Regions from separate parts of the Homo sapiens genome. Here region 1 is linked to region 2. A link is an interaction called in ENCODE POLR2A ChIA-PET data of the cell type or tissue named here. Cell type or tissue: MCF 10A. All regions are shown on one strand. Each heading gives the region's core, and the rest is flanking DNA. Links, peaks and the distances in the headings are about the cores only. Region 1 overlaps UBAC1 (UBA domain containing 1). Region 2 has its middle 19 kb from the start of TMEM250.

Evidence for each region. Peaks named below come from ENCODE experiments on the same cell type or tissue, not always from the same donor. Only the 100,000 strongest peaks of a DNase experiment are listed, where the experiment ranks them.
Region 1: POLR2A ChIA-PET joins it to region 2 with 5 read pairs; 2 of 35 experiments call an interaction of 5 or more read pairs at or near these places.

Annotation. Positions count from the first base shown.
Region 1 is chr9:135,935,341-135,944,755 of GRCh38, reverse strand. UBAC1 (UBA domain containing 1) reads left to right here. Exons shown (of 10, transcript NM_016172.3): 8 at 4,997-5,083; 9 at 6,396-6,534. Among named protein-coding and RNA genes, the nearest start is that of UBAC1, 21 kb to the left of the region's middle. RefSeq lists a silencer at 2,739-3,033. In MCF 10A, for the core only: no CTCF peak of the experiment used is centred there; no DNase peak of the experiment used is centred there.
Region 2 is chr9:136,133,584-136,142,998 of GRCh38, reverse strand. No RefSeq gene overlaps it. Among named protein-coding and RNA genes, the nearest start is that of TMEM250, 19 kb to the right of the region's middle. RefSeq lists an enhancer at 6,876-7,416. In MCF 10A, for the core only: no CTCF peak of the experiment used is centred there; a DNase peak (open chromatin) is centred at 4,188.

The sequences.
Region 1 (9,415 bases), core at 1,305-5,304, 200 kb after region 2:
ATTCGTCACCTTTTGAAAAACTTGATATTTTACAGTTCCTTCTGACCACTCATCCACAAGCCCCCCCTGTTCGGCAGCCTCTCTGCGGGGTGGGGGCCCTGCCCAGAGACCGGGAGGGTCATTTGCCGTCGGGGGTGTCCATGAGCGAGGGGCCGCTCAGGCTGCCAGCCGCCTCCATGGCACAGTCTGCAGGGCTGAAGGGTCCCTGCGCCTGTGTGTGTGGACCTTCCTCGCCCGCGCCTCATCTCCCCATTCTTCCTTCTCTCTCCTGTTCTTTGATTCGGGTTTTACTTCCTCCTTGGAGGTTTCTGTCTGTCTCCGACATGCTCAGATGGCAGATCTGCTCCATCTGCATGCTGTCGTCTCGTGTGGCACTGATCGTTTCCTTGGGGTGTGTGACATTGTGCTGTGGCCTCACCTGCGGAGCTCGTGTTTTCCATGGAGTTCCATGTGGCCAGGCTGTAGACATCCACCTGGGGTGATTCTGAGTTTGCTTCTGCTGGTGATGAGTGGGGCCCCTGCCCCACCATGTCCCGCAGTGTAACCCCCGGCTTCGCAGCTCAGGTCTTCCCTGCACAGGGTTCCGTGGAGACAAATGCTTTTCTTTGTTTCTTTTAAAATTTAATTTAATGTTAAGTTCTGGGATACATATGCAGGATGTGCAGGTTTGTTACATAGGTAAACATGTGCCATGGTGGTTTGCTGCACGTGTCAGCCCATCACCTAGGTATGAAGCCCAGCATGCACTAGCTATTTTTCATGATGCTCTCCCTCCCCCAGACCCCCTGATGGGCCCCGGTGTGTGATGTTCCCCTCACTGTGTCCATGTGTTCTCATTTTTCAGCTCCCACTTATAAGTGAGAACATGAGGGGCTTGGTTTTTTGTTCCTGTGTTAGTTTGCTGAGGACAGTGGCTTCCAGCTTCATCCATGACCCTGCAAAGGACGTGATCTCGTTCCTTTTTATGGCTGCATAGTATTCCATGGTGTATATATCCCACATTTTCTTTATTCAGTCTATCCGGTTTCTTTTCTTATCCGTGGGCATTTGAGTTGATTCTATGTCTTTGCTATTGTGAGTAGTGCTGCAGTGAACATACGTGTGCACATATCTTTATAACAGAATGATTTCTATTCCTTTGGGTATATACCCAGTAATGGAATTGCAGGGACAAATGGTATTTCTGTTTCTAGGTCTTTGAGGAATCACCACATGTCTTCCACAGTGGTTGAACTAATTTACATTCCCACCAGCAATGTAAAAGCGTTCCTATTTCTCCACAGCCTCACCAGCAGCTGTTGTTTCTTGACTTTTTAATAATCATCATTCTGATTGGCATGAGATGGTATCTCATTGTGGTTTTGATTTGCATTTCTCTAATGATCAGTGATGTTGAGCCTTGCTCTGTCGCCCAGGCTGGATTCTTCCTGCCTCAGCCTCCTGAGTAGCTGGGACTACAGGCACACACCCACCACGCCCAGCTAATTTTTGTACTTTTAGTGGAGACAGGGTTTCACCATGTTGGCCAGGCTCGTCTCAAACTCCTGACCTCAAGCGATCTGCCCGCCTCGGCCTCCCAAAGTGCTGGGATTACAGGTGTGAGACACTGCGCCCGGCCAACTGTCTTCTTTTGAGAAGAGTCTGATCATGTCCTTTGCCCACTTTTTAATGGGGTTGTTTTTTTCTTGTAAATTTGTTTATTCCATGTAGATTCTGGATATTAGACCTTTGTCAGGTGAATAGATTGCAAAAACGTTCCCTTCTGTAGGTTGTCTGTTCACTCTGAGGGTAGTTTCTTTTGCTGTGCAGAAGCTCTTTAGTTAGATCCCATTGAGACAAATGCTTTTCTAGTCTATTTTCTCATCTTTTCAGGGTCCTGTTTTAAGTAAGGGTCTCAGTTCCCACTCCCTACCTCCCATGGGCCCAAGGCGCACGTTCTGTCTGTGTGTAGACATCAGACCCCGCCCTCCCAGGGCAGCCCCTGCGCACACCCTCTCCCAGGGCTAGCTTTCTGTCTCTTCCTTCTTGGGTTTCTCACTTGTGGATATCCCTTTCTTGTGAGGTTAGCTCTGCATGTAAAAGTTTCTCTTTTTTTTTTTTTTTTTGAGACAGTTTCACTCTGTCACCCAGGCTGGAGTGGCGGTGGCACAATCATGGCTCACTGCAGCCTTGACCTCCTGGGCTCAAATGATGCTACTTCAGCCTCCTGAGTAGCTCTTACAGGCACGCACCACCACACAGGGCTAATTTTTTATTTTTTAAAATTTTGTACAGATAGGGATCTCCCTGTGTTGCCCAGGCTGGTGTTGAACTCCTGGCCTCAAGTGATCCTCCTGCCTTGGCCTCCCAAAGCGCTGGAATTACAGGCATGAGCCATTGTGCCTAACCTAAAAGCATTTTTGTTTTATTTTCATCTAGCATTTCTAGGTTTAGCAGGAAGTTTGTCTCGTTGTGCTTGTCTCCTAGGGAGCCAAGTTTACATCTGATCCTGGAAGCCTGTCCAAGTGGAGCAGTCACTCTCCAGCTGGGTCCCTTGTGCTCTGAGGTTGGACTTCGCACTCTCGTGTGTTGTGGTCCTGCACGGTCTCTTGGAGGTTGTTAGTCATATACTTTCTTGCCATCTTAAGCCTTTTTGTTAAATATGGATGCTCATTCTTAACAATCTTAACGTGCTCGTTTTCCTAAGATCTTCCCCATTGCCATTCCCTCCCGTCATCTCTCTGTGTCAGAACAACATTCCGTAGAATGTCTTCTTTGATGAAAATCATCACAAGGTGGTCAAGGCTTGAGGGGCCAGCCCATCAGTCCTCCTAGCCTTTGGTTTCTGTACAAGTCATGAGATCAGGCAGTCGTCCAGTAGGGATCGAGATACTAGCTTTGTTACTGAGAAAGGATTGGAGAGCTCTGACTTGAGGCCAAAACAGATTTCCTGCTGCCCCTCCCTTCCCAGTGGTAGACAGGATGCCTGCTGTCCGGGGGCAGAGCTGGCAGGGCCCGACGTCCTGCAGCCCGTGAGCGCAAGGCCCCTCTCCCATTGCCCACAAGCAAGTCTTTGCCCCCATGGGCTGGGAGGGAGGGCAGGGACTGCCAGGTGTTGCCTTGGGAGTACTGGGGCATCATTTCCTGGGCTGAGGTAGAAATGAGCGACAGTACTTCCTATTGAAGCTAGTGAGGAGGGCATCCTGTCCTTGAATTCAGTAGATTCCAGGCTATTCTGTATGACTTTGATATCAAAATATTGTGCGGTGGGTTCTTCCAGAGTTCATTGTTGGAGCTCCTGGATTAGGGTGTGGCTCAGGAAGGCAATTGTGATGGACCATAAATAGAAAATACAGAGTTTTTTCTTTTTTGAGATGGAGTCTCACTGTGTCGCCCAGGCTGGAGTACAGTGGTGCGATCTTGGCTCACTGCAACCTCCACTTCCCAGGTTCAAGCGATTCTCCTGCCTCAGGCTCCCGAGTAGCTGGGATTACAGGTGCCCGCCACCACGCCCAGCTACTTTTTGTATTTTTAGTAGAGATGGGGTTTTCCCATGTTGGCCAGGCTGGTCTCAAACTCCTGACCTCAAGTGATCCTCCCACCCCGGCCTCCCAAAGTGCTGGGATTACAGGCGTGAGCCACTGCTCCCGGCTGGGACTTTTGACCTGATCATGCACACAGTTTAGCTCTAGCCAGCATCCTTCCTGAGCTCCACCCCAGCTGAAGTCTTTTTCTGCCAGGTTCTCTTGGAAGCATCTGATGGTGCAGTCCAGACTGGCTGTGGACGTGCACCGTCCGCGGGGTGCAGTGCTGCATGAAGTCAGCCTGGGTGGTGCTGGGAGCTGTGTGGGGCTGGCACCCCTAGACCACCTTATGGTGGCCGGAAAACTGCCAAAGATGGAGAGGACTCTGGGGGCTTCAAGAGAGTGGGATCTGACCTTTCAGGGATTAGGAGAGGCCCTTGAAATTTTGATGAAGCCTTCATCTTACTTATTTATATTTTTTCAAAATGGACCCCTTTAAACATTGTGGTATAAATCTCCAGAGTAGAGGATGTATTATCTTGTTACATGAATTGTGTCCAGAAAATGTATGTCCTTCCCCAAAAACGAATTAGCATATGTTCAGTTGTAGCTTAAGTTTTGTTCAATATTAAAAGTTAAAAAATTAGTTTTAGGATTTTTTTTTTTTTTTTTTGAGATGGAGTCTCGCTCTGTCGCCCAGGCTGCAGTGCAGTGGCGCGATCTTGGCTCACTGCAAGCTCCGCCTTCCAGGTTCATGCCATTCTCCTGCCTCAGCCTCCCGAGTAGCTGGGACTACAGGCGCCTGCCACCACGCCCAGCTAATTTTTTTGTATTTTTAGTAGAGACGGGGTTTCACCGTGTTAGCCAAGATGGTCTTGATCTCCTGACCTGGTGATCCGCCTGCCTCGGCCTCCCAAAGTGCTGGGATTACAGGTGTGAGCCACCGCGCCCGGCCCTAGGATTTTTTTTTTTCTAAGATAAAATCTGAATAAAACCTTTTTTCACAGGTTACAATGGCATTTTTGTTTCCGTTGAGATTGCACTTACTGACGTGGCCTTTCCCTAATGCCACTTCTCTTTGGGTAACAAGGCCCTCTGGGGTAAACCTGCGGTGGCTGCCGAGACAGTCTTATCCACACAGTCATCGGGACAAACCTGAAAGGGTCTGAAGTTGGCCTGACTGCCTCGTGTCCACATAAGCGATGCGTTTCTACCTGTCACAACCTGTGGCTCCCTGAAGACAAGCCTGGGAGCTGCACTGCCCCCCGGCTCTGCTAACTACAGTCATCCCTGCACTTCCTCGGCTTTAGGATGCTGAAAACCAAGATCTGTTTTAGCAGAGCTGTGAGGAAAGAACGTGGACGGACAGCGTCCTCAGTGCTGTTGGGAGCACCCTCCGCTAGGGTGCGGGGAGCGGGCCCCTCTGCACGCAGGTCACTGGTTCCTCGGCCTCCTGCCGCCCCCAGCGAGCTAACGGCTGTGCTGTCCTCTAGGCCGTCATTTCCCTGATGGAGATGGGGTTCGACGAGAAAGAGGTGATAGATGCCCTCAGAGTGAACAACAACCAGCAGAATGCCGCGGTGAGTGTTGGGCTGTGGTGAGTGAGTGTGGGCTGTGGTGAGTGAGTGTGGGCTGTGGTAAGTGTGGGCTGTGGTGAGTGAGTGTGGGCTGTGGTGAGTGAGTGTGGGCTGTGGTGAGTGTGGGCTGTGGTGAGTGAGTGGGGGCTGTGATGAGTGAGTGTGGGCTGAGTGAGTGTGGGCTGTGGTGAGTGAGTGTGGGCTGTGAGTGTGGGCTGTGGTGAGTGAGTGTGTCAGGCTGGGCGAGTGCTGGGAGCCTCACTCGTGAGCGCCCCGGGCGTGGTGGAGGCCGTGTGTTTGCCTACTTTCACATGCAGCCGGCTATGTGGCTTTTAAAGTGAGACAATTGGATAGATGGCTCAAACAGTATAAAAATTTAAAAATACGGAATTCTAGGTTTTTAAAAGGGTGCCTTATATGTACATATTTTATGGATGGGTAATTTGTTCATTTTTTTTTTTTTTTAATTTTTTTGGAGTCAGGGTCTCACTCTGTCCCCCAGGCTGGAGTGCAGCGGTGTGATCACACTCACTGCAGCCTCGACCTCCTGGGCCCAAGCGATCCTCCTGCCTCAGCCTCCTGAGTAGCTGGGACCACAGGCATGCACCACTATGCCCGGCTAATTAGTTTTTTAGAGACAAGATCTCCCTTTGTTGCCCAGGCTGATCTTGAACTCCTGGCTTCAATCGATCCTCCTGCTTTGGCTTCCAAAGTGCTGGGATTACATGCATGAGCCACCACTCCCAGCCCATTTTTCTGATTAAACTGACTCAAGAATGATTCCCGTCCTGTGCCCGTGTGCCAGCTGGGCTGATGGAGCTGTGCCTGGGGAGGTCCCTGTGGTGGCCCACATCCCCCCCCCACCATCCCCCGTGCCAGTGGAGTTCGTGGCTCACACCTCCAAGACAGAGATGAGGAGCCTGTGTCCTCATGGCTCCAGCACTGCTGACTGCCCATAACAGGACCACAGGCAAGCTGGGCACTTGGTACATTTGTTAATCACCTTCCCAACACTCCTGGGTGGGCCACACTGGCCCAGGTAAGTGGGGAAGCGGCAGCAGTCAGTGATCCCTGCGACACCAGGGTCTGCAGAGAAAAGCGGACTAGCTCTTCCTTCTCTGGCCTGGTCTGACACGCACGGCAGTGAATCCAGACTGCGTTTGTCTTCACGGTAGAGTCCCTTCCAGGGAGATCAGCCCTGGGGGCTCAACAGGAACTCACAGAAAGGTGCAGGAGCTGTCATGCCTGCTGCTGGTGGCGTCTTGCGGAGGCACTGAAGGCGCTAACAGTGGTATTGGTGCTCTTGGCTTTGCAGTGCGAGTGGCTGCTGGGGGACCGGAAGCCCTCTCCGGAGGAGCTGGACAAGGGCATCGACCCCGACAGTCCTCTCTTTCAGGCCATCCTGGATAACCCGGTGGTGCAGCTGGGCCTGACCAACCCGAAAACATTGCTAGGTATGTGCGCCTTCTTTATGCTAAGTCTCGGGTCGGGGAGGCTGGCTGGTTCCCTTGCAGGACAAATAGGTGCTGCGGAGGCGATACGGAGGATCCAGCGCTGAGGATCGCCGTGCGCTGGCAGCACGTCCTGCCATGCAGGTTGGCATCCTGCGGGTGTAGTCCCGCTACGTCACTGTGGGGCCCGCAGGTCAGGTTCTGATCGTGGTGTGACTGTCTCCTGCGCGATGACCCTGACATAGGCCTCAGAAAACCAGTGCCAGTGGCTTTCCGAGGGCCAGCGGGGTGGAGACTGCGCCAGCAGCTTAGGAACTCACGGGAGGACAAGGTGTGGTTTGGGCTTTTGCTCTTACTACTCGTCAGGGTCTTCGATGGCAATGGTTTATTTTTATTGTGAGATACGTACATACAAAAGTGTATATGATGATGTAACTTTAAAGAAGAATAAAACTAATAGCCATGTATCTACTATTCAGCTTTGGGCCTGGGGTGCCCCTCCCCTATGCACCTCATCCCTCCCTCCGGTGTGGCCGTCGCCGTGGCCGCGGCTTACCTCTCTGCTTCCCGGTAGAGTTTTGCCGTATTTGTGTCTCCTTAAACAATCTCTCATTTGCTGCTGCCTTTGTGTAAGTAGAATCATGTTTTAAGCAGGCCTCTGTGACTGACTGCGTTCTTTGTGGGGGTTGTGGAGTATTTTCTTGATGGAAGGCACTGGGAACCCAGGGCTCGTTGGGTTGTCTACATGTGGTGCCACTCCTGATTTTTTTTTTTTTTTTTTTTTGAGACAGAGTCTCGCCTTGTCACCCAGGCTGGAGTGCAATGGCATGATCTCGGCCCACTGCAACCTCCGCCTCCCAGGTTCAAGCAATTCTCCTGCCTCAGCCTCCTGAGTACCTGGGATTACAGGCGTGCACTACCACGCCTGGCTAATTTTTCGTATTTTAGTAGAGACGGCTTTCACCATGTTTGCCAGGCTGGTCTCGAACTCCTGACCTCGTGATCCACCTGCCTCAGCCTCCCTAAGTGCTGGGATTACAGACCTGTTGGTCCCCAGGAGCTGAGTTCCTGGATGTTGGGAGGGCCTTTGCCACCCGAGCAGGCTGGAAGTGTCTCTGGAGCTGCGATGGCCGTGCCCTGATCTTGAAGGCTGGCCTTCTTTCAGAAGCGTATTGGCCGCCTGTAGAACCTTGGCTGTGAGAGACCTTCCGCTCAGCGTTTGGCCTGCTTTTCTCTTGGATTGTTTTCTTATTCATTCAGAAAGGTCCTCACCTCCTGGATGCTGACCCTTTTCCCATTATTTGTGTTGCAGATGCCGTTGTTCAGTTTCTGGTTTATTTCCTCACACTGATGGGCAGAATCCCGTGTTTTGATGTCCTTCAGTGTGTCTGTATTTTTTTTAAGATGTGAACCTTTAAAGAAAACCCTCCATGGCTGGGCGTGGTGGCTCACGCCTGTAATCCCAGCACTTTGGGAGGCTGAGGCAGGTGGATCACGAGGTCAGGAGTTCAAGACCAGCCTGGCCAAGATGGTGAAACGCTGTCTTTACTAAAAATACAAAAAATTAGTTGGGCATGGTGGTATGCACCTGTAATCCCAGCTACTCTGGAGCTGAGGCAGAGAATTGCTTAAACCTGGGGGGCGGAGGTTGCAGTGAGCCGAGATCGTGCCACTGCACTCTAGCCTGGGCGTCAGAGCAAGACTCCACCTCAAAAAAAAAAAAAAGAAAAAGGAAAACCCTCCTATCCGAAAGTCAGAAACACGTTTTCCTTTTATTTTTTTTTCCAAAAATGTTAAAAGTTTCTCTTAATTTAAGTCCATAATCTACCTAGAAGTATGTGTGTGGTGTGAGGTAGGGATCTTCTTTGTACCCAAATTCTAAAACTTGAGAATGGTCTTTTGTGAGTTTATTTTTATTCTTAGTGATTCCTTTCACACTGAAAGCATATTCCTCCTAGCTCTCCAGCTGTTTGTATACCTTAGGATGTTAGTGTGTGCTGCCTTGGGGTCTGTCCAATAACTTTTTCTTTTTTTTTTCCTAATAGAAATAGGCTCTTTCTCTGTCACCCAGGCTAGAGTGCAGTGATGGCGCCACTGTCCATGCAAGATCTGCCCCCAGCACACACACTTGCCCACCTCCATATTATAGACAAGACCTTCATTGTTTTAACTTGTATTCCTCTTTTTTTTTTTTTTTTTGAGATGGAATCTCGCTCTGTCACCCAGGCTGGAGTGCAGTGGCACGATCTCAGCTCACTGCAAGCTCCGCCTACCGGGTTCACGCCATTCTCCTGCCTCAGCCTCCTGAGTAGCTGGGACTACAGGTGCCCGCCACCGTGCCCGGCTAATTTTTTGTATTTTTAGTAGAGACAGGGTTTCACCGTGTTAGCCAGGATGGTCTTGATCTCCTGACCTCGTGATCCGCCCGTCTCGGCCTCCCAAAGTGCTGGGATTACAGGCTTGAGCTACTGCGCCTGGCCACTTGCATTCCTTTTGGTTATTAGCAATGTTGAATACTTTTCTGTTGGCCATTGCATTTCTTCTTTTACATACTGTCTATGCGTGTCATCTATTTGTTTTCCTTCTTTTTATGGAGACAGGGTCTTGATCTGTCACCCAGGCTGGAGTGCAGTGGTACAATCACAGCTTACTGCAGCCTTGACCTCCTGGGCTCAAGTCATCCTCATGGGTAGTTATGACTACAGGCATGCACGACCATGCCCAGCTATTTTTTTTGTTGTTGTTGAGATGGGGTCTCGTTTTTTTGCTCAGGCTAGTCTTGAACTCCTGGCTTCAAGCGCTCCCCCCACCTCTGCCTTCTAGAGTGCTGGGATTGTAGGCGAGAGCCATTGTGCCTGGCACATGTGTTTTTCAATTGCAATAT
Region 2 (9,415 bases), core at 2,605-6,604:
CTTTTAAACAGCCTCACCAGCCAGAGGGTGGGGGTCTCGCTTTAGGAGGGACGCGGCCGCCCTGAGCAGGTGGGGTATGCTTGCCCCCACCCCCACCCAGGGATCCTTCCCGAGCCCCCGGGGAGCCTCTGGCCATGAGCGATGATGCGGAGAACCCAGGGGACTGTCCCTTCGGCTCGTAGAATAGGGATTCTGGCCCATGAGCATTGATCTCTCTGAGTTTTTAAAGGAAATTTTATTTGTTTGGGGTTTCTAGTCATTAAGTTAAAACCAGTAAAATAGAGCAAAATCAATACCTGTAGGACCCAGCACAACCAGTCTGCATTACGATGCTAAATAGGCTGAGTAAATGGTGAGCCAGGGTTAGGCTGGGGGAAGGGCCTGGCAAGTGTGGGAGCCTGGGGAGTGTGGGGAGGTTGGGGAGGGAGGGAGCCCCAGGAGGTGGAGAGGGAGCCCTGGGAGGGAGAGTGGGGTCCTGCGGGCTTCTCCTGAGCTCGAGGGGAGCTGCGAGGACTGCAGGGGCCAGTGCTGGTGGAGGCATCGGCTTTGGGGCAGAAATGGTGATCTCGAAGTCCAGAGGGTCTCAAGCCTCCCTGCTGCCCCTCACACCCTCTGCCCTTTGAACCCCAGAAGCATGCAGGGACCCTAAGCTCCCTGGATGTGCCAGCTCTGCAGAGGGTGCCGACTGCTCTAGGCCTTGCCTCCTTCTCAGTGATGCCTGACGTGGTAGTGGCAGGAGGAGGCCCTGCCCCGGGTAGGTGCTGCCAGCCTCCCACTGTGAGCCTGCCCTGGGCCCCGTCCCCACGAGTCTCCCAGAGGTGGCGTTGCTGTCCGGTCTGCAGGGAGGGCGGGCCCTGGGCTGTAGGCTTCTTGAGGCGGGCACTGGTCACAGCTGGGACTAGGTGAGAGCAGAATTAAGCTTTGGAGAATGGCTGGGACTGCAGTTGCTGCCTTGGAAAGCTCCAGAATGCTCTAGAAAGCTCGCTATGCTGCCAGGAGGCCAGAGCTGGGCAGGAGCTGAGGGTGAGCAGCCTCCGGGTTGGGGTGGGCAGAGACAAGGGAGCTCTGCCGGGGTGGGATGGGCTTAGCAGGGAAGGAAGCTGGCTCGCTGGCTCGGTGCTGGGCGCCATGAGTTTCCAGAAGCTTCTTGTCTTGGGGGAGCCACACGTGTGCCTCAGCCAATAGGGCCTGGCTGGAAAATCCACAGCTTCTGGTCTCTAGCGCTCAGCCCCTCACAAGATAGGGAATGACGGGGCAGGCGGCCTGCACTTAGCCTCTATATTTTATTTATTTATTTTGAATTTTTATTCATTTTTATTGCTTTTTGAGACGGAGTCCCCCTCTGTTGCCCAGGCTAGAGTGCGCAATCTCGGCTCACTGCAACCTCCGCCACCCAGGTTCAATCAATTCTCCTGCCTCAGCCTCCCGAGTAGCTGGGACTACAAGCATGCACCAACACGCCCAGTTAGTTTTTGTATTTTTAGTAAAGACAGGGTTTCGCCATGTTGGCTAGACTGGTCTCAAACTCCTGACCTCAGGTGATCAGCCCACCTCGGCCTCCCAAAGTGCTGGGATTACAGGTGTGAGCCACTGCACCCAGCTGACCTCTATATTTTAAATAATAGCTTTATTGAGATAGAACTCACATCGCATCCAATTTATCCAGTTAGAGCGTATGATTCAATGGCTTTCTGTATACTCACGGATGTGTGCAACTATCAACACAGTCAATTTTGGAACATTTTCTTCACTTCAGAAAGAAACCCCAGGAAATTCTGGCACGAGCTACGATGGGGACGTGCCTGGAGGATGTTGTGCTCAGGGAAAGCAGCCAGCCATGAAAAGGCAAGGCCTGCCTGATTCCTCCTCCGAGAGGCCCTGGAGACAGACAGCAGAGGCGTGTACGCCAGGGGCGGGGGGAGGGGGTGGGAACAGAGCTTCAGTTTGGAAAGAGGGAAAGCTGTGTCGATGGAGGAAGATGTTGTTTGCACAGCAACGTGAATGCACTTAATGCCACTGAGGCGTGCGGTTCAGAATCGTGAGGATGGAGTGATGGTTAATTTCATGTGTCAACTTGACTTGGCTGCTGGGTTCCCAGATATCTGTTCGAACATTTGGCTGGGTGCAGTGGCTCATGCCTGTAATGCCAACGCTTTGGGAGGCCGAGGCCAGAGGATCGCTTGAGCCCAGGAGTTTGAGACTAGCCTGGGCAACACAGTGAGACCCGGTCTCTACAAAAATAAATAAATTAGGCTGGCCACAATGGCTCACCCTGTAATTCCAGCACTTTGGGAGGTCGGGGCAGGTGGATGACTTGAGGCCAGGAGTTCGAGACCAGCCTGGCCAACATGGTTAAACCCCGCCTCTACTAAAAAATACAAAAATTAGCCGGGCCTGGTGGTGCACACCTGTAATCCCAGCTACTCGGGAGGCTGAGGCACGAGAATCACTTGAAGCTGGGAGGCGGAGGGTACAGTCAGCTGAGTTCGTGCCACTGCATTCCCGTCTGGGTGACAGAGTGAGACTCTGTCTCAAAAAATAAATAAATAATAAATAAGCTGGGCATGGTGGTGTGCACCTGTAGTCTCAGCTACTTGAGGCTGAGGTGGGAGGGACACATAAGCCCAGGAGTTCGAGGCTGCAGTGAGCCGAGATCACGCCACTCATTCCTTTTTTTTTTAGGCCCACATCACAGTTCCCTCAATAGATCTATTGTTTATCCACTCACCCATCCATGGGCCTTGGGGCTGTTTCCACATTTTGGCTTTTGTGAGTAACGCTGCTGTGGACATTCCTGTGCAAGTTCTTGCAGGTGCCTGCTTTCATTTTTTTGGGTTTGAACCCAGGAATTGGATTGCTTGGTCACATGGTAACTGTGCTTCAGAGTCTGAAGAACCACCAGAGTGTTTTCGCAAAGCTCAACCATTATTCCATTCTATTCTATTCTATTCTATTCTATTCTATTCTATTCTATTCTATTCTATTTTAATTTTTAGTCAAGTCTTGCTCTGTCACCCAGGCTGGAGTGCAGTGGCTCGATCTCAGCTCACTGCAACCTCTGCCTCCCAGGTTCAAGCAATTCTCCTGACTCAGCCTTCTGAGTAGCTGGAACTACAGGCATGCACCACTATGCCCAGCTCATTTTTGTATTTTTAGTAGAGACGGGCTTTCACCATGTTGGCCAGGCTGGTCTTGAACTCCTGACCTCAGGTGATCCACCCGCCTCAGCCTCCCAAAGTGCTGGGATTACAGGTGTGAGCCACCGCACTCAGCCCTTACCTCTATTCTATTGATTGATTGATTGATTTTTTTTTTTTTTTTTTTTTGGTAAGAGATAGAGTCTCACTCTGTCATCCAGGCTAGAGTACAGTGGTGTGATCACAGCTCACCACAGGCTTGAACTACTGGGTTCAAATGATTCTCCCACCTCAGCCTCCTGAGTAGCTAGGACTACAGGCACGCACCACCACAACTGGCTAATTTTTTTTACATTATTTTTTGTAGAGATGGAGTCTCGCTATGTTGCCCAGGCTGGTCTCCAACTCCAGGCTTCAATCAGTCCCCCCTCGTCTTCCCAAAGTGCTGGGATCACAAGCAGGAGCCCCTGTGCCCCGCCACCAGCCTCTATTTTTAAAAGCTGTTTGTGGCTGGGTGCAGTGGCTCACGCCTGTAATCCCAGCACTTTGGGAGGCCAAGGTGGGCGGATCACCTGAGGTCAGGAGTTCGAGACCAGCCTGACCAACATGGAGAAACCCCGTGTCTACAAAAATGCAAAAATTAGCCAGGCATGATGGCGGGTGCCTGTAATCCCAGCTACTCAGGGGGCTGAGGCAGGAGAATTGCTTGGACCTGGGAGGTGGAGGTTGCAGTGAGCCAAGATCGTGCCATTGCACTCCAGCCTGGGCAACAAGAGCGAAACTCCATCTCAAAAAAAAAATAAATAATAAATAATTAAAAAAATCCCTGCTTTTATGATCTATTCCAATTAGGAAAGAGAAATTTCCTTCTACAGAAGGTATTCTCCCGCCCTGGGAGCAGCCAAGAGTCAAAGGTCACCACTGCATACTGGACAGGAGGGCTTGTGTCCTTCTGAGGCTTTCAGTAATGAAGGGCTGTCGCCGGAGCTGCTGTTCCAGATGCTTGGGGGGCTTTAATCTCGAGGTGACTTGGAGGCTCACATGTCCTGCAGAGGGCGCTGGCGTTCCTGGGAGACAGGTGAGTGAAGGGTTTCCTGTGTGCAAACACCCCACTGCCTTTCTTGTGTCCCGCTCCTTCCCGGGAGCCATCAAGCTCCAGTGCAGCCACCGCGTGGTGCTCTGTACTCTAGGGACCTGGCTGGGGACATGTGAGGCACCACTGGGTGAGACCACCTGCCATCAGGACTACAGCTCCCTCAGGAGCAAGGCAGGGCTGAAACTGTCCAGGAAGGACCAAACTTTCCAAAAATAACCCACAAAATGGATTCCCTGCACCCCACATCCTCCTCCCCATCCAGAGGCCCCCTGGGATCACCTAAGGAAACCCCTCTCCACCGCCAGCCCGGGGACCAGCAGAGACCCGAGCCACTGTGGGATTTCCAGAAACCCCACCCAGTAGCAAGGGCGGCCTTTCCCCATGGCGAAAAACCCTTGGCCTAGGGAAGGGAGGTTTTGGGGAGGGGAGAGGAGGGAAGGGGAAGGGAGGGGGAGGGAGGGGGAGGGAGGGGAGAGGAGGGGAAGCGAGGGGAGAGGAGGGTGGGTCAGCAGAGGATTCTGCCCGTGCTGCTGTGAGACAAACCTCACCCAGCGGAGGAGGGATTTTCCTTTTTGGCTGTCCGACTCCACCTGCCAAAATTCACAAGCTCACACAAAAGAGGTGTTTGGCACTTGAATTCCACAGAAAATTAAATCAATTACCAAGTCTAATAAAGAACTCCAGGTTTTTAATTAAACTAAGCTTAATTAAATGGCGAGCGTGCCGTTCTGTCGATGCCCTGATCGGGCCCTGGGGGCTGGGAACGTCTGAGTGGCCCACGCTGGCGTGGCCGCTGGCAGGGGATGGGGGGATCGATGGGCCGCTGTGGAGCCGTGGCAGGGTGACAGGCAGCCGGGGTCCCAGCCTGCCCCAAAGAACAAGACTCTGCAGAGAATCGGGGACTTGCAGCTGGACAGACCCTGGTGACCTCCCAGTCCTTTGACAGAAGGGGGTGGGGCCCCTGAGCCAATGACACGCTGAGGGGGTACCTGCGAGCGCCGCAGCCAGGCCCACGCCACCTCCTCTGCTTGCAGGGTGCATGTTTCCAGGAGTCTCCTCTGCCCCAGGTCTCTGCCTGATGGCTGCTTGCAAAGCCCCAGCTGGGCACCCTGCACCCAGTTCCCTTACTGGGACCCTTCCCTCTTCCCTGCTCACCTGGCCCTGCCCGTCCCGGTTCCTGGTGCATTCTTGGCCTTCAGCCCAGGGCCATTAGTGGTCAGAGGAAGCAAAGGCCTGACCCAGCCAAAGGCTGTCATTGTTTCCCTAGAGCCATCTGTGCCAGAACCATGACCCTGGGCAGGGGAGACTCCGGGAGAAAATGTCTCTCCCAAGCAGCCACTCTGCCAGACACAGCGCCCTGCCCTCACTGGTCCTCAGACTGCCTGCTGCCAGCCCTGGGTGCTGACTGCTACAGAGGTGACACCTGGCCACACGGCCCCTGCCTGGTCTGCAGTGGGCAAGCACAGATAGACGTGGGGATGCTTTTCTGGGGGCGAAGAGATCAGGAATGCACAGGGGACTCTGCTTCAGAGCCTAGGGAGGGCCAGGCCCCGCAGTAAACAGCCCTGGGTTCAAGTCCTGCTCGCCATGAGCCGGTGAGTTTGTGACTTCGTGTCTCTGGGCTCTGCAAAGTGGAGGTGGAAACAGCCCCGCTTCCCAGCCCGCTGGGGGATTCAGCTTTATCCGGGGCACGTAAAGTGCTCATTGAGTCCCCACAATGGCCCACGAAACTAAGCGAAAGCCAAGGTGCCCAAAAGAGATCCCGGCAGGCCCCCTCTCCACCTCTGGGCCCTCTCTAACTGGACTCCTCCTGCCAGCCTGAAACCTCAAGAACATCAGGGACCGCGATGCCTGCTGCTTCCCATGGAGTCTCCTCTTCTGCTCATGCTGCTGAGTGCTGGTTCCGATGGAGTCTCCTCTTCTGCTCAGGCAGTGCCAGGGGCGGCTGAGTGGCCCCTGCCCCAGGCACCTCCACTCGGCAGCGCCACGAGGTCCCAGTCCGCAGGTGGGAGCCATTCCAACCCACTGGCCCTGCAATTCCAGCCGAAGCACCCCAGGACACCGGCCTCCTTCCCCGGTGCGTCCATCCCTGCCGGGCTGTAGGAATTCCTTCAGGAGCTGCCGGTGCCCTGGGGGGTCTTCAAGCTTCACCCTTTCCCTGAGACAGCCTCGTGTCCCCTCCTCAGCCCCACTCCATTCTCAGGCGCAGGAGTGCGCCCCTGCAGCCCGCCCAGGCCCCCGAGGCTGATGGATGTGTGTTGACGGTGGTGTGTTGGGAGCATCCCATCCCCGGCACCAAGAACCAAATGCATAATAAAAAGATAGAACCATCACTGCAATTGTCTGATCTATATTTATTTCATAACATGCAGAATTAATAAGATACCGGGTTTAAAGCTACCATGGTAACCAAATGCAGAATGGCTTGTCCCAGGAAATAGATGAATTCATAAATAACCCCGAAGTGCTGATATCAACAGTCGCGGGACCCTCCTGCAATGTTAATTCGACGCCCGTGCCCCCTGCGGCCTGTGTCCGGCGCATCCCGGGCATCTGGAGTGAGGGACACTTGTGGCTTCCACCACAAGCGTCACTCCAGGGACAATAGACTGGCTGCCCTTACCTGGAGCCTGGTATGTGATGGCCAAGTCCTCAAGACTGGGCAAATCGGAGCCCCTGCCAAGCTCTGATCCCTGTGGGGACCAGCTCTGCAGATAAATGGCCACTGGGAGGTTGTGGGGGTGGGCACAGCAGGCCACCCTATCGCCCTGTAGTTCTGACAGCCAGGCGGGAGCCTCTGGTCCTGCCTTTGTAGGCACCAAGGCAATTCATGGGAGAAGGCATCTGTTCATTCATGCAATCAGGCATTCCTTTGACAAATGTCTCCTGGCCACCAAGCTTGTGGGCACACAGCAGGCGGGCTGGGCAGGGGAGCAGCCTCCAGACACTCAAGCAGCTGACCCTGCCTCCCCGGCCAACGGCAGGAAATGCTGGGGCCACCTCAGGGCTGTCCCTCCGCACGGGGTGAGAGCCCTGCTGGACATTCCCTTAGCACTTGACTGAGAGCTGGTCACATGCTGCCTGTGCCACTGTGGGTCTCCATGACCTTCACGTTCCACAACAGAACAGCTCCCCACGGCCACGATTGTGCCAAGGGGCGTGCAGGGGCCATGGCAGCATGTGACAGTAGCCAGCAAGGGCCAGGGCAGCATGTGACAGTAGCCAGCAAGGGCCACGGCAGCTGCCCGACCAGCTGCCCACAGGATGGGGCTAAGCCACGCTTCCAGGTGGGTGGCCCTGGCCTCGATTCAGGCCTCAGCCCGTCCTGAGGGTGAGTGCCCCTGCCCCAGGAGCCTGTCTCCTGTCTGAGCAATGTGAACCCCTGCCCCTGCCTGGCCAGAATCCCAAGAAAGAATCCAATAGAATCAGTGAAACCCCGGGGCAGGGGTGAGGGAGGCATGAGGCAAGCACCGGGGACCCTTAGGGCAGGGAAACTATTGTACAGAGCGCTGTGAGGGTGGGTGCTGTCTTTATGCACCTGTCCAAAGCCACGCCATGCACACCTCCAAGAGGGACCCCTAATGTACGCTGTGGACTCTGAGGAATGATGATTTTGCTGTGAACCTAAAACTGCTCTAAACAATAAAGTCTAGGCTGGGCGCGGTGGCTCACGCCTGTAATCCCAGAACTTTGGGAGGCCAAAGTGGGTGGATCACTTGAGGTCAGGAGTTCGAGACCAGCCTGGCCAACATGGTGAAAACCCGTCTCTACTAAAAATACAAAAACTAGCCAGGCGTGGTGGCTCACGCCTGTAGTCCCAGCTACTTGGGAGGCTGAGGCAGGAGAATGGCTTGAACCTGGGAGGAAGAGGTTGCAGTGAGCTGAGATCACGCCATTGCACTCCAGCCTGGGTGACAGAGCCAGACTCCAACTCAAAAAAAAAAAAGTCTATATTTAGTTTTTCTCTTCTTTTTTCTTTTTTTGAGACAAAGTCTCACTCTGTCACTCCGGAGTGCCATGGTGCAGTGGCCTGATCATGGCTTGCTGCAGCCTCCACCTCCTGGGCTTCAGTGAGCCTCCTGCCTCAGCCTCCCAAGAAGCTAGGACTACAAGTGCACACCACCATGCCTGGCTAATTTTTTTAAAGAAAATCTTTTTGTAGAGACAGGGGTCTCACCATGTTGCCCAGGCTGGTCTCAAACTCCTGCCCTCAAGTAATCCTCATGCCTTGGCTTCCCAAAGGGCTGGCATTATGGATGTGAGCCACGCCTGGCCCATTATCACGCAAATGCTTTTACGGGACCAACTCCTTTCTGAACTGTCCCTCCCTGTCTCCTAGAGCTCACAGAACTATTTCCAGAAACCCCGGAGCATCGTCAGCCATTGCTGGCCTGCCAACCTGCCTCCTGTCTGAAGCTGTCTCTGTCTGGAAGAGCCATTTACCCAACAGGTGTCTGTCTTATGCTCGAGTTGCTGAGTGGGAAGGCTGGGGACACGGGTGGGTAGTGGAGGAACTGCCTGCCGGGGGGAAGGTTGGGGAGATGACCAGGCCGTGTCCAAGCTGCAGCCCTAACGCTCCCGGGAAGAGGACGGGGTGAGCCAGTCCCGGGGCTGTGGGACTCCTGTCTACACCTACCCTCAGCAGCCCAGACCACCTAGAGGGAGACAATGGCACCAGCCGGGACCAGCGGCCAGGGGGTCTTTGTGCAGTGTGGGGCACCCTTGAAAGGTCAAGCCCTTTCTCTTGCGACCACTGACTGATCTTACAAGCAGCACTAACGGCTGCCTCCCCGAGGGCTCGGTCTGTGCCCCGCAGCCTGTCAGCGCGGAGACAAATCACTTCCTCCCCTCGGCCTCGCTGCCAGCCCCGAAGGAGACTGTGGAACATCCTGGTGGAACCGGGACCCCGCGCTGTCTCCACGGGAGGCGTCCGGTGCCAGCCTGGCTCACCTGAGCCCCGGTGCACACCCGGGCTTCGCACCAACCCATGCCTCGTACGCTCTTGTCTCCCTTTCTGTCTCTGCCTCTCTTCCCCCATCTCTCTCTCTCTTTCCCTCTCTCTCTCCCTCTCTCCCTCTCTCTCTCTCCCTCTCTATCTCTCTCTATCTCTGTCTCTCCCCGCCCCACCGCTGGTGATTGCTGGGTGACCGTCTGGAGTGGGCGCCGAGCACGCACGCGCCCT